Linked DNA regions of Homo sapiens: region 1 is linked to region 2. Evidence: chromatin contacts called from ENCODE Hi-C or POLR2A ChIA-PET data. All regions are on one chromosome and are shown on one strand. The core of a region is the stretch at or near the end of the contact, and the rest is flanking DNA. Distances in the headings are between cores, read along the strand shown.

Evidence for each region. A loop is a pair of places that touch in the nucleus more often than their neighbours do. ChIA-PET counts read pairs that join two places held with the same protein, here RNA polymerase II (POLR2A). Pooled maps may share reads with other maps.
Region 1: a pooled map shows a loop between it and region 2 (2.9-fold over the local background). The contact joins two enhancer-like sites. A Hi-C loop is called at or near these places in 4 of 168 maps with a recorded cell type or tissue (Caco-2, IMR-90, chondrocyte and 1 more), 4 of 37 single-sample maps with no recorded cell type and 6 of 50 pooled maps. POLR2A ChIA-PET finds 5 or more read pairs at or near these places in 7 of 52 experiments (A549, AG04449, HCT116 and 3 more).

What each region holds. Positions count from the first base shown.
Region 1 is chr17:17,178,241-17,184,239 of GRCh38, forward strand. MPRIP (myosin phosphatase Rho interacting protein) reads left to right here. Exons shown (of 24, transcript NM_001364716.4): 23 at 1,763-1,848. It also overlaps the pseudogene RN7SL775P. Among named protein-coding and RNA genes, the nearest start is that of PLD6, 25 kb to the right of the region's middle. Within about 2 kb of position 4,396, at least 6 of the 41 ENCODE cell types and tissues checked have a DNase peak (open chromatin) inside an H3K27ac peak, as active enhancers do.
Region 2 is chr17:17,013,868-17,019,654 of GRCh38, forward strand. No RefSeq gene overlaps it. Among named protein-coding and RNA genes, the nearest start is that of MPRIP, 26 kb to the right of the region's middle. Within about 2 kb of position 2,532, at least 2 of the 41 ENCODE cell types and tissues checked have a DNase peak (open chromatin) inside an H3K27ac peak, as active enhancers do.

The sequences.
Region 1 (5,999 bases), core at 3,146-5,645, 170 kb after region 2:
TTTGACCTTCATCTTGATTTTTTATACAGAGACGCACAAACAGGAAAAGATGTGCTAGCTCACTAATATCAAAAAAGAAAAAATCAACTTTTTTTCTGTCAGGCAAGGAATAGTGATTATGTACTGACAGATGCTGGGAGGAAGACTTCATTTTTCCATAAATACCTTGAGTAGTCAGGCTTGGTGGTAGGCCTGGCTACCCAGGAGGCTGAGGTGGGAGGATCACTTGAGCCCAGGAGTTCTAGGCAGTCACACACAAAGCTAAGTCGATCAGGTGTCCACACTAAGTTTGGCATCAATATGGTGACCTCCTGCGAGTAGGGGATCACCAGGTTGCCTAAGGAGGGGTGAACTGGCTCAGGTCAAAATGAAAGAGGTCAAAACTCCTGTGCTGGCCAGGTGCAGTGGCTCACACCTGTAATCCCAGCACTTTGGGAAGCTAGGTGGGCAGATCACTTGATCTCAAAAGTTCAAGACCAGCCTGGGCAACATGGCAAAACCCTGTCTCTACAAAAAATACAAAAAAACTAGCTGGGACTGCTGGCATGCACCTGTAGTCCCAGCGCTACTTGGGAGGCTGAGGTGGGAGGATCACTTAAGCCCAGCAGGTGGAAATGGCAGTGAGCCATGATTACACTGCTGCACTCCAGCCTGGGTGACAGAATGAGACCCTGCCTCAAAAAAAAAAGAAAAAAAAAACCTGTGCTGACCTGTGGTGGAATCACACCTGTGAATAGGCACTGCATTCTAGTCTGGGCAACACAGCAAGAATCTGTCTCTTAAAAGAAACAGAGGGCGGGCGTGGTGGCACCCGCCTGTAATCCCAGCACTTTGGGAGGTTGAGGCGGGTGGATCACGAGGTCAGGAATTCGAGACCAGTCTGGCCAACATTGTGAAACCCCGTCTCTACTAAAAATACAAAAATTAGCTGGACATGGTGGCACATGCCTGTAATCCCAGCACTTTGGGAGGTTGAGGCGGGTGGATCACGAGGTCAGGAGTTCGAGACCAGTCTGGCCAACATTGTGAAACCCCGTCTCTACTAAAAATACAAAAATTAGCTGGACATGGTGGCACGCACCTGTAGTCCCAGCTACTCGGGAGGCTGAGGCAGGAGAATCGCTTGAACCCAGGAGGCAGAGGTTGCAGTGAGCTGCTGAGTTTGTGCCACTGCACTCCAGCCTGGCGACAGAGCAAGACTCCATCTCAAAAAAAAAAAAAAAAAGCAAAACAAAAAACCCCACACATGCACAGGATGTGTGATATGACTCAGTATCTGTTTGTGTTACAGGTACTTAAGTAGACATTTCTAAGAAGCCTAAAGGACTGCTATCTGGGTGGGTGGACAATGAGAAGGCCTTGGCCTTATCATCTTGCTTTAGACAGCCCTGTGCTACCAGGAGGAAGGTAGAGAATCATGGATAATGGGGGTAGGGGTCTGCTCAGCATTGAGGTCCCACACCAGAGTGAGGGGACCAAGTCCCTTTGAAGGGAATGCTGTTGTGGGCTACAGTCACAGTGCAGGAAGCCCTGGCGGGGCCCCACATACACATTCTCCCATTGTGCTGGTGTTTTATGGTGGTCTGAAGAGATCTAGCATGTTTTATGGTTATTGGCTTTGAATTCCCTTAGAGTTGTTTAAGGAATTGTCCTAAGTATGCTGCAGTAGGAAGCTTGGGAAATGTTTCAGGATTTAGTCTGGTTCCAGAGGGTTTTAGAAAGCAAAGGTAACAGGTCTGTTTGTTTTCATTATATACCGCAGATATAATGAAATCTAAAAGCAACCCTGACTTCTTGAAGAAAGACAGATCCTGTGTCACCCGGCAACTCAGAAACATCAGGTCCAAGGTGAGTCTGGGGTCCAGCCCCCTGGTGGGAGGGGCTTGAGGGACACTGGGGAGAGTAGCCCAAATTGAAGTATGAGTGCTCCCATGGGCCACAGCTGCCAAAGCCCCAGGGCCCAGCACTGAGCCAGCCCGAGCTCACCCTGCTGGGCTGGTTCTGGTGGCTTTGAGCTCTGTGTCTGTCTTGGAGCCACCTCCTGGCAATGACACTGACAGGCCAGGGCTGTGAAGAGCAGTGCTTGGCATGATCAGCTCCTGCCTCGAGGCCAGGTTTCACCCAGCCCTGCTCATGTCGGCCTGCTGTCAGCTGTGCCTGTGTTGTTCCTTGCACATCACTGTTGTGACACTGGTGCCGCCTCCAAGAGATGATGCTGCCTGCTCTTGTTCCCCAGCCAGGAAGCAGTACATCTTTAGTGTGCTGTCCAGAGCCAGCCATGCACAGGAGGGCGGGCGGAGGTGGGAGCGGCACCGCGTGTGTTTGGGATTGGTTGTGTGTCTCATGTCTGCTCTCTCCTCTGACAGTCCGTAATTGAGCAGGTCTCGTGGGATACCTGAAATGCACCCGCTTCCCGGCCCATGCAGGAGGTAAACCGCCTCTCCCACCGCCTGCATGCACTGCTCACACCCCCATGGCAAACGCCTGTGTCATGGTTACTTTATTTCAATTCATCCTGCTCCAACAAACACATACCAAATCCAAGTGAGGTTTCTTTAACCTGCTCTGGGGAGTTAATTGGCACTCTAACCTCTTAACAGAGATGACCCTGGCAGTGAGGTGCTCCTCTAGCCTGGTGGGCAGGCAGAGAGCCAGGCACCCATCAGCATGCATGTTGGATAATCTGTGCACAACGGCTGAACTCACTCCACCCCCTCAGGGGACACTTGTCTTGCCCTCTGTCACGAGGTGGAATTTACAGATGTCCACACTGGCAAGTGAAGTCTACCGTCACCAAAGGCCTCGCCCACCTAGTGAGCCACTTAGTGGCCTCTGTCTGTCAAGGCTAACAGGGTGGTCATTCTAGGAATGGATAAACCAGGACTAGAGCTTGGTGAAGATGGTTCAGAAGAGCGTGATAACTACAAGCAATAGGGGCGAAATATTTACCAGTATTTTTTTTTTTAATAAAACAAAAGCTTCTCACTAGGTGCCATTGAAGGCCCTATGCCAGAGAGGAGGTGGGGGAGGGCCCATGGTGGGAGACACCCTGAGAATGAGTAGTTGCCGGCTCAGTAGCTTGATCTCGTTCATCCCGGAATGAGAACATGGAGGAAAGCAAGAACCACGTCTTCCTCCCCATGCTGGCCCTTTCTCAGGCACACCCACAGCACCCCGCCGTCCGAAGGACTTCATCCTGAGGCTTGGTTAAAGAGTTGAAGGTTTTAAGCCTAGTCAGTTTGGTTTTATTTTTCTACAGTTCTAAGTCCCCTATACCCAAATATGGTTTAGGCTTGATTGAAAACTTAGCTTGGGCATTTTTCTTTAAACATAACGTTTTGTTTAGCAAAAGGAAACTTGTTCTTTTTTGGTTCACGGTTTTCTTACTGAAGATTCTACTACTTATTTGAGGCTAAACTGTAGCTAGTATCTTTGAGCTTTTCTTGAAGGAGTTTGAAGTTCACTATTAGTGATTTGGGCTTTTGGACCATGTCTATAAGTGACATGGGACCGGCTGTCACTGACAGGACCCTTCCAGGGAGGCTGTGCAACACCCACGGGCCCCTGACAGTAACTCTGTGCAGTGAGTGGGTGGGGGCCTCTCACAGTGGCTGGGAACCAGCCAGAGCAGGGATGAGGGAGCAGACTGTCTGGGCCCCAGGGCAGACTGAAAAGGATGGAGAGAAACCCCAGGATGGGGTCCTCCTCCTTATGTGTTTTTAAGTTGATGTTTGGCTTGGCTGGGTTTCCGTAATAAAAATCCTTGGAGTGCAGGGCTAGTCCTGCTGGCCCCAGCAGAAAGTCGAGGACTTCCTAGATGTCTGTGGTGCAACAGGGCAGGATGGGGCCGTGTTCGCGCTCCCAGGAGACATTAGGAGGCACAGGCATGGGTGGGTGTCATCCTTTTCCTCAACTGTATCTGAAGACTCCACCCAACCCTTCAAGAAGATGGAAATGCAGTTGCCCAGAAACCGTACTTCTCAGTGGTGTTTTTTGATGTGGCATCTGATGTGCACTGATCTGTGTCTTTTGTTCTGTTCTGTTTTTCTGTCCTGCCTCGCTCGAAAGGACCGCAAGTCTCAGCTGCTACAAAATCAAAGACAGCAAGTTGCTTAGGAGCAGCACAGCCTTTTCTGGGATTGAGACCAGAGAATGCTTCCCTCGGGGTTCTTAAGGGGCCCCCGTGTCTGTGGTCAGCTCAGTATGTGGGGCTACAGGAGGCACTCAGTGGAGACAACAGCCTAGGGGGAGATGAACCCCAGAGGGAGCTGGCTGAGCCTTGGGCTGAGCAGCCACCGGGAGAGAATCCAGAGGACGTAGAGAGAGAAACAGCCTCCTGCAGCCAGTGTGGGAATAACGTAGGGGATTTCACTTACTTCCCACCCTTGGAATTGTAGCAAGCCCAGCATCACCTGAGCCTGAGCTCTGCCCTTTGTCACTGGGGCAGGAGCCAGTAGCGAGCATGCTGGGTGCTGTGGCTGTCAGGGCGCTCCCCTCCCCTGGGCCTGCTGTAGCAGGAATCTGGGGCTTCTGACGCAGTGCCTGCAAGGAGCAAACCCAGGCCTTAGGAGTGATCAAACTCACTACAGTCCTGACAGAAAGTCCCCAACAAGCAGGAACCGGGATGTCAGTGACATCCCCCAGCCATGCTCCGGGGCCTGCCTCTGAGTAGCACTTAGGCTCAGGGCTGCCTGCCTGGCTTGGCCCCAGCCCCTTCAATGGTGACCAGATGTCTACCCAGGTCCTCTGCAAGACTGACTGCTGTGAGAACCCTGCACTCTGTGGGGAGGGACCCCCCAAGGGCACCTGGAAGCAGGCATGGGTGTTGAGGTACATCTGGGCTCAGAATGGGAGATGGATTTTCCCCCCATTCCCCCAGCCACTCTCTGTGGCAGGCTTCCAAAGAAACCCTCTCAGAAACACACAATTATCAAGCTGTGACAACTGCTTGAGGTGAGGCTCACCTGGACCAGTGAGGTTGTTTGTTTGTTTTGAGACGGAGTCTCGCTCTGTCGCCCAGGCTAGAGTGCAGTGGCGCGATCTCTGCTCACTGCAAGCTCCGCCTCCCGGGTTCACGCCATTCTCCTGCCTCAGCCTCCCATGTAGCTGGGACTACAGGCGCCTGCCACCACGCCCAGCTAATTTTTTGTATTTTTTAGTAGAGACGGGGTTTCACTGTGTTAGCCAGGATGGTCTCGATCTCCTGACATCGTGATCTGCCCGCCTCGGCCTCCCAAAGTGCTGGGATTACAGGCGTGAGCCACCGCGCCCGGCCTGGACCAGTGAGTTTTAAAATGCTTAGCAGCAGAACCCTGTATTTAAAAATCACATTGTTTATTTATTTACACAGACACATAGCTCCAGAATATAGCAAACAAGCAGGTCTGTTCTGGGTAGAGCTGGGTGGGGTGGGGGACAGTGGAGCTCCCCCTTCCCTTGAGCTTTGGAGGGAGCCTCAAGCTGACCAGCCCATGCTCAGTCCCCAGTCTATCACACCAGAGTCTCCAGGACAGTGCCAGAGTGTGCCTGAGCCTAAGCTGGCGACTTCCCAGTAGATGGGGTACAGCCTGCAGTTTCACGTTGCTCAGGTTTTTGGTTGAAACTGGTAGAATCAGGCAGACCCTGAGCTAGAGCCCATCCCTTCAGCTTCCAGTTTCTCAGTAAAGCCTGTACCTGCACCAGCTCTGGCAAGGGTAAGCCACAGGGAGTCAGCAGGGCTGAGTGTGATGGCGACACTTAGCGTGAAGAGGGAGATAAGTGAAGAGCCACAGCACTTTCCAGTCAGTACTGGAATGCCCTTCATTTCCAGTCATTCTCTGAAAAGTGCTCTTCCTTTTCTTATTCAGAAATTAAATCATTGAGGAAAGTCTGTAAGAATGAGATGGGAAATACTCTGTCCCCTAGTTAGTAAGATCTCATTCATCTCTGGACATACAGATTTAAGCTTTAGCAAGATTCCACGTGAACAGAGTATTGGTTTTATGTTTTGAAAATCTTAC
Region 2 (5,787 bases), core at 1,282-3,781:
GGGTTGAATATGAGCCTCTGGGTGGTGTGGAAAATCCGGGAAACAGGTGGAAAGGGCAGCTATTCAAACCCTGCGAGGGTGCCGGGGCCATCAGGTTACACGTGGCAGCGCAGGTGAACTCAGGTCTTCTCACCTGGGGCTTGTCAGGTACTAGGGACAGCAGGCACCCAGATTCCTCTAAGGAGCCACAGGGCTGGCCAGGCCTCGAGAAGAACAGTGTCAAAGTTCAGGGGACCCTTTCTTTCACCCCTTCAGGAGCTGATGTCCCTGCAGGGCCCCCACAAAGCACAGCCGAGTTTCTCCCACTTTCTCTGCATCTCTTTCTGCCTTCAGCTTCCTCTGTGGTGGCCTTTGTTTTTCCTGCCCATCTTTGGTGGCTCTCAAATGTCATCCCTGCTCCACAGAGAAAAGGGTGCTGAGTGGCCAACCATCCAGCATGAGGGTCCCCTGCAGCAGCTCGCTCAGGCCAGGGCCCTCCCAGGATGCTAGTCCTGTGAACGGATGGAGTCTCCTGCCTGCTTGGTCACCGTGACCCCGGTGGGGAGAGACAGTCAAGGAGCACAGGCAGGATTTGTGCAAAAGATCTGGCCCGTGGCTCCTTTCTCAGTAGGGGCTGTGGGCTTCCAACCTTCCCAAGATTCCCCATGCAGAGCCAGGGCCTAAGCCACGGACCCCTTGGTCATCCAGGCCCCTCCAAGGCCCTGGGCCCACCAAGACCTCTAGCCTTGAAGCACATGGTCCCCAGCTTATGTAAAACTTGGCATGAGTGAGAAACTCAGCCTCAGTGGGTGAAGACTGCTGCCTCTTTCTGGCCTTTCCTCCAGCACACTTCGGGGAGGTGAGGGGGCTCCAGCTTGATCATCAGGGGGTGCTCAGGCACCTCCTTGCATAGGAAAGTTGTTTCTCACCACCCCAGCATGGGCTTGGCTTCCGGAAGCCCTTCCTCCTCCTAGGCTGACTCACCTGCTTGGCGCCAGGACATGGGAGATTCAGAGCCAGGGGTGGGGTCCTGCGGTTGTGGGCTGCGCGTAGATGGTGAAGGAGAATCAGAGTTGAAATGCATAGAGGCTCTCTAGGACACGGTGCAAATGTACTGGCAATCCACCCACCGATTCCAACACCTGACCAAGATCCCCGGATGCAGAGCAGGCAGGCTTTGCCTGTAGCCATGGAGAAACCAAAACCAGTGGGAGGTTCCCTTCCCATCTCTGCAAACGTGCTGTTCCCAGGAGCTCTGTCTACCTTGAATGCCCCATTTCTAGCTCTAGGATTTGCATCTGAGAGTGGGATGTGTGTTTATGAAGGGAAGACCACAGAAAATAATCTTTTGGGAAAATAAATGAGCGTTCTTCCATGCTTGGCCTGCTTTGACAATGCAGATTTTCCTTTTACTTGGAGCTTACCTTCTCTAGGCTATTTTCAATATTTTCAGTGGATGTGAGTTTGTTCTTGGAGCCAGACTACCTGGCTTCAAAGCTGCTTGCCACTTCCTACCTGGGACCTAAGGCGAGCCGTGTAGCTCTAGGTCCCTCACCTGTGAAACGGGAAGAACCACGGTGCCCACATTGCATCATACACTTGCATATGCAGGCACATCCTACCTGCAAAAAAGCAAGGAGCAGGGTAAGGGGGCAGCTATCTTGATCATGTTCCCCAGAAGCAGACCCTGATTTGTTATGGCAGTGACTGATGAAGGACGGCACCCAAGGAGAGCAGTAAGGGAACGGGGGTAGCAGACAGAGAGGGGAAAAGCCATGCAAGTCTGTGGCCCCAGGCAAAATCCTACAGAAGCAGGTCCCTCGGGGGACTGTGGAGTGGAGTCACATCTCTGTTTCCCAGCCTGAGCTAAGGATACACATGTCAGTCATTAGTGAAGGGCCATCCTGCGGCAGGGGGACACTTCCAGCTCTCTGCAGAAAGGACTAAGAGGCTCCAATAGCCTGATGACAGTCTCGCTGCAAAGAGTCATAGGTGTGGACAGTTGGAAACCAAGGCCATTCAGGCCAGGAAGGGGGTGCATGTGAAGGTGCGAGGGGTCACGCTTCTGTGACCTGCTGGTGGAGAGTGGACAGTAGCCACACAAGACAAAAGTGAGCGTTCTGAATTCAGAGACCAGAAATGGAGGCTTTCACAAATATGCATGCACCATGCTTTTTCATGGGATAGTCTATCTGGAAGATCATTCCAGGCTGCAGTATGTAAAGCTACCTCATTCTTCTTTTTCACAGTTGCAGAGTTCACTGAGTGGCTACGTTATTATGGAGCTCACCAACCTCTATTGATGGGTATTTAGATTGTTTCCAATCTTGCTATTACAAGAAAAACATGCCACAATAAATATCCTTGTACTAGGGCCATCAGCACATTTGCAAGTGTCCCTGTACATTTCTAGGAGTAAGTTTTCAGATCAAAAGGCATGTGCATTAAAAAAAATGTTGATAGTGGCCTTACCAGTTTATACTCCCACCAGTAATGTGTGAGAGAGCTTGTCTCCCACACCCACGGTGACACAGTGTTATCACAGTTTTGGATGATTGCCAATCTGATAGTTGAAAAATAGTCTTGAACTCTAGTTTCCATTTGCACTTCTCTGATTATAAATAAGGCTAAACATTGTTTATAAGCTCCAGGACCATTTCTACTTCCTGTTCTGTGAACTATCTGTTCATGTCCATACTTGTGGAAGTTTTTTCTATTGAAGTTTTATTTGTCTTATTGATTGTTAGGAGCTCTTTATATATTAAGGAAATTTGGATCTTGAGTAGAGTGACTTGAGGATGAAAGCAGAGAGAATTCATTCATCCAAGGGCTTCCCGTTCGGCTACCTAAAACTCATATCCAAACCAGTCCTTTCCAGGATGTGGTTTTTTACTTCTTCTTTTGGTTTTGTGAGCTAACCTATAACCTCCCAGCACATTCCTTGCTTGCTTTGCCTTGGCTAGACTTAGCCAGAGCTGATTTCAATGGTGTGAGGAGTCTTGATGTATCCACTCTCCCTTACCAGGTTGAGTCTGAGGGTCTGAGTTGATGTCGTCCCCATCTTCCAGCTGAGATTCCCTGCTTTTCTCTGTGGGTCCCTCAACTTCCAGGTCCAGGCAACTAGTGACCCTTCCTAGCCAGCTCGCTCAGGGGCGTTTGCAGCCTCCTCCGCCCTGTCCTCATGTCTAGGCCAGAGGTCCTGTTTTCTTCACTTGGAAGGTGATGTCGCTGATTGATTTAAGAGCTTGTTTGGGCTCTCAGCTCTGGGAGTGTAGGTAGTGGGTCTCCCTTGATAATTGTGTCCCAGAGCTTCAAAGGCCAGGGCCAGCAGGGCCCTTGGGGATTTTGGGGACCAATCACCACAGTGGACAGAGGAGATGCGGTGCAGAGGGGGAGCTGTCCCAGGTCACACACTGTGTTGGGGGACACATGTGGGTCCAGGAGACCCTTTCTGAATCACTGTTGAGGGTTCGTTCTTTCTCTTGGCAAGCACTCCTCAATGGCTGGATTCCCCAGCTTACAGGCAGGGCTGTGCCATAGTGAGCACCAACTCCACATGCAAAGGCAACCATAGCTGCCCTGTAGGCCAAGGACAGAGGAGCCTGTTTGGGGAAGTGGGGAGGTGGCTTGGAGAAGATGGCCTGGAAAGACTAGCTTGGGTTGGGGCATGGCAAGTGCAAAGGCCCTGAGGCAGGTGAGAATGAGCATTTTGAGCATGGAGGCCACAGGGAGAGGGTCCCACGGGCAGGGGTGTCGATCAGAGAGACCATCCTCCAACCAAGACCATGTAACCAAGACCTGGCAGAAATGGAAACAATGGGCAAAGAGCCTTCTAGGCAGGGGAAGTGGCCCAGGGAAGGCCGTGCAGTTGGAAGGAGCCGAAGCGCTGCAATAAAGTGTGGCTCCAGACTGGCTGGGACAGAGAGAGTGAGCCAAAGCAGTCAGGCAGGATGGCTTGGACACAGGTGGGATCCTGCTCGTTGGTCTGACAGGCTTTTATTCTGAGTGTACCTGGGAACACTGTGGTGGCCATGGTGTTTCTAGCAGGCAGGCCGTGGCACTGGGTGAGAGATGTGACTATGTGGGAGTGAGCACTCCTTCCATGGCCATGAAAAGGGCCTTAGAGATTGTGGCAGAAGCTTTCCCAGTACCCACACCCCAGGCCCGGCCACAAGGATATGGGCCGTGCTTCTGGCTGCCTGGGGCTTTCTCTGCGACACATTGCACCCCACGGGGAACCGCAGAACCAGCTCCATCACCATCAACCCAGAACTGCTGGCAGCCAATGCCCGTGAGAGTTGGGTTCAACACCCCAGCTGGCTGGCCGGGCTGGGGAGCCTCTGAGGTATGTTCTGCTCCCCCAGGGAGGGAGCTCCATGTGCCCACAGCGCTCCCTGTCACCCCCTCCACCCCGCCAGGAAGGGATCCTCCCCCAGGGATGGAGGTTCAGGTGCCCAGAGTGCTCCCTGGCACAGCCTGCCTCGGCTCTTTCTCTTGCCTGCCTCACTTCCTGCCTCATTTCCTGACTCAGCAACTGGTGTTTTCTGGACCCCTCCACATACGCTCAGATCCTCCTCTCAGGTCGGGGGAGCCCACCATAGCCAGGGCTCTTCCCAGAGACATACATGTATCCCCACTCTCAGGCCCTAGCCACTCGATGTCACCTGATGTTCCTGAACTATGACTCCCACAAAAGGTTGGGATCCATCCTTCCTGCTCACCGCTGAACCCCCAACTCCAGGCAGAGCCCCTGTGCATCGCAGACTCCTGGTAGGTGTTGTTGGAGGATGGTGAGGTGGGCCCTGAAGGCCAGGGAGGCTGAGGAAGAGTCCCCAGGCCAGGGAGAGAGAGGCTCAGCCAGACCTCCTGGGCCAGGAGCCCTCAGACCTCCCGCAGGTGAGGGACACGCTGTTCTGAACAGAGGCTGAGTGAGTTCTGTCCACAGCAATCCTGTCGAACCTGTCTGGCCGGGTACAGAGCTTCAGGGCCCATATCCACGCTCAGGGGCAGGTGTCCTCAGGCGAGGACCATCAGGCAGCTTTCCCCCTCCAGGGCCCCTCCCTAGACAGGGCTCACACCAGACTTGCCCAGGGCCACAGCCCAGGACAGAGTGTTTGGCCTGTCTAAGGCCCAATATAGATTCCAGAATTCATTCATGGTTGCTGAACATTCCAGTTCAGCTGGGGACATGGGACGGGCAGGAGGGGTCTGCTGCCTAATCTGATGGATCTTCCATCCTGGTGGGGCAGGGGGCAGATGAGAACCAAGTGGGCACACAGGGAGATGGGAACTCAAGGCAGGGGGATGGTGGCAGCTCCATGGGCAGCTCTGAGGGCCAAGGACAGAGGAGGTTGTTTTGGGGGAGTGGGGAAGGTGGCTTGGAGGGGGCGGACTACAAAGACTAGCTTGGGTTGGGGCATGGTGAGTGCAAAGGTCCCGAGGCAGGAAAGAATGAGGATTTTGAGGTCCTGAACAGAGGCTGGCAGTGGGGAGAAAGGACATGGCAGCGGGGGTGGGGAGCAGGCCTCAGGGCCAGGAAGCCATGGGGGCAACCAAGTGTGGTTCTGGGGGCATGGAGGAGCCAAGAGGAGAGGGTGAGGTGGAAGGTGGCCAGACTCGATTTGTGTTTTTAGCAGACTCTGCAGTCAGGACTTGGGATCTGGACCACAGGAAGGGAGAGCGACAGCTGGGATGTGACCATTTTCACTGCAGGGCACCTGGGAAGGGGAGAGGGCGTGAAGTGGCCCAGACGTGGCTTTCCATTGGTGACCTCGTGCCCCACTCTCCACTGCCCCTTTTCACTTAACA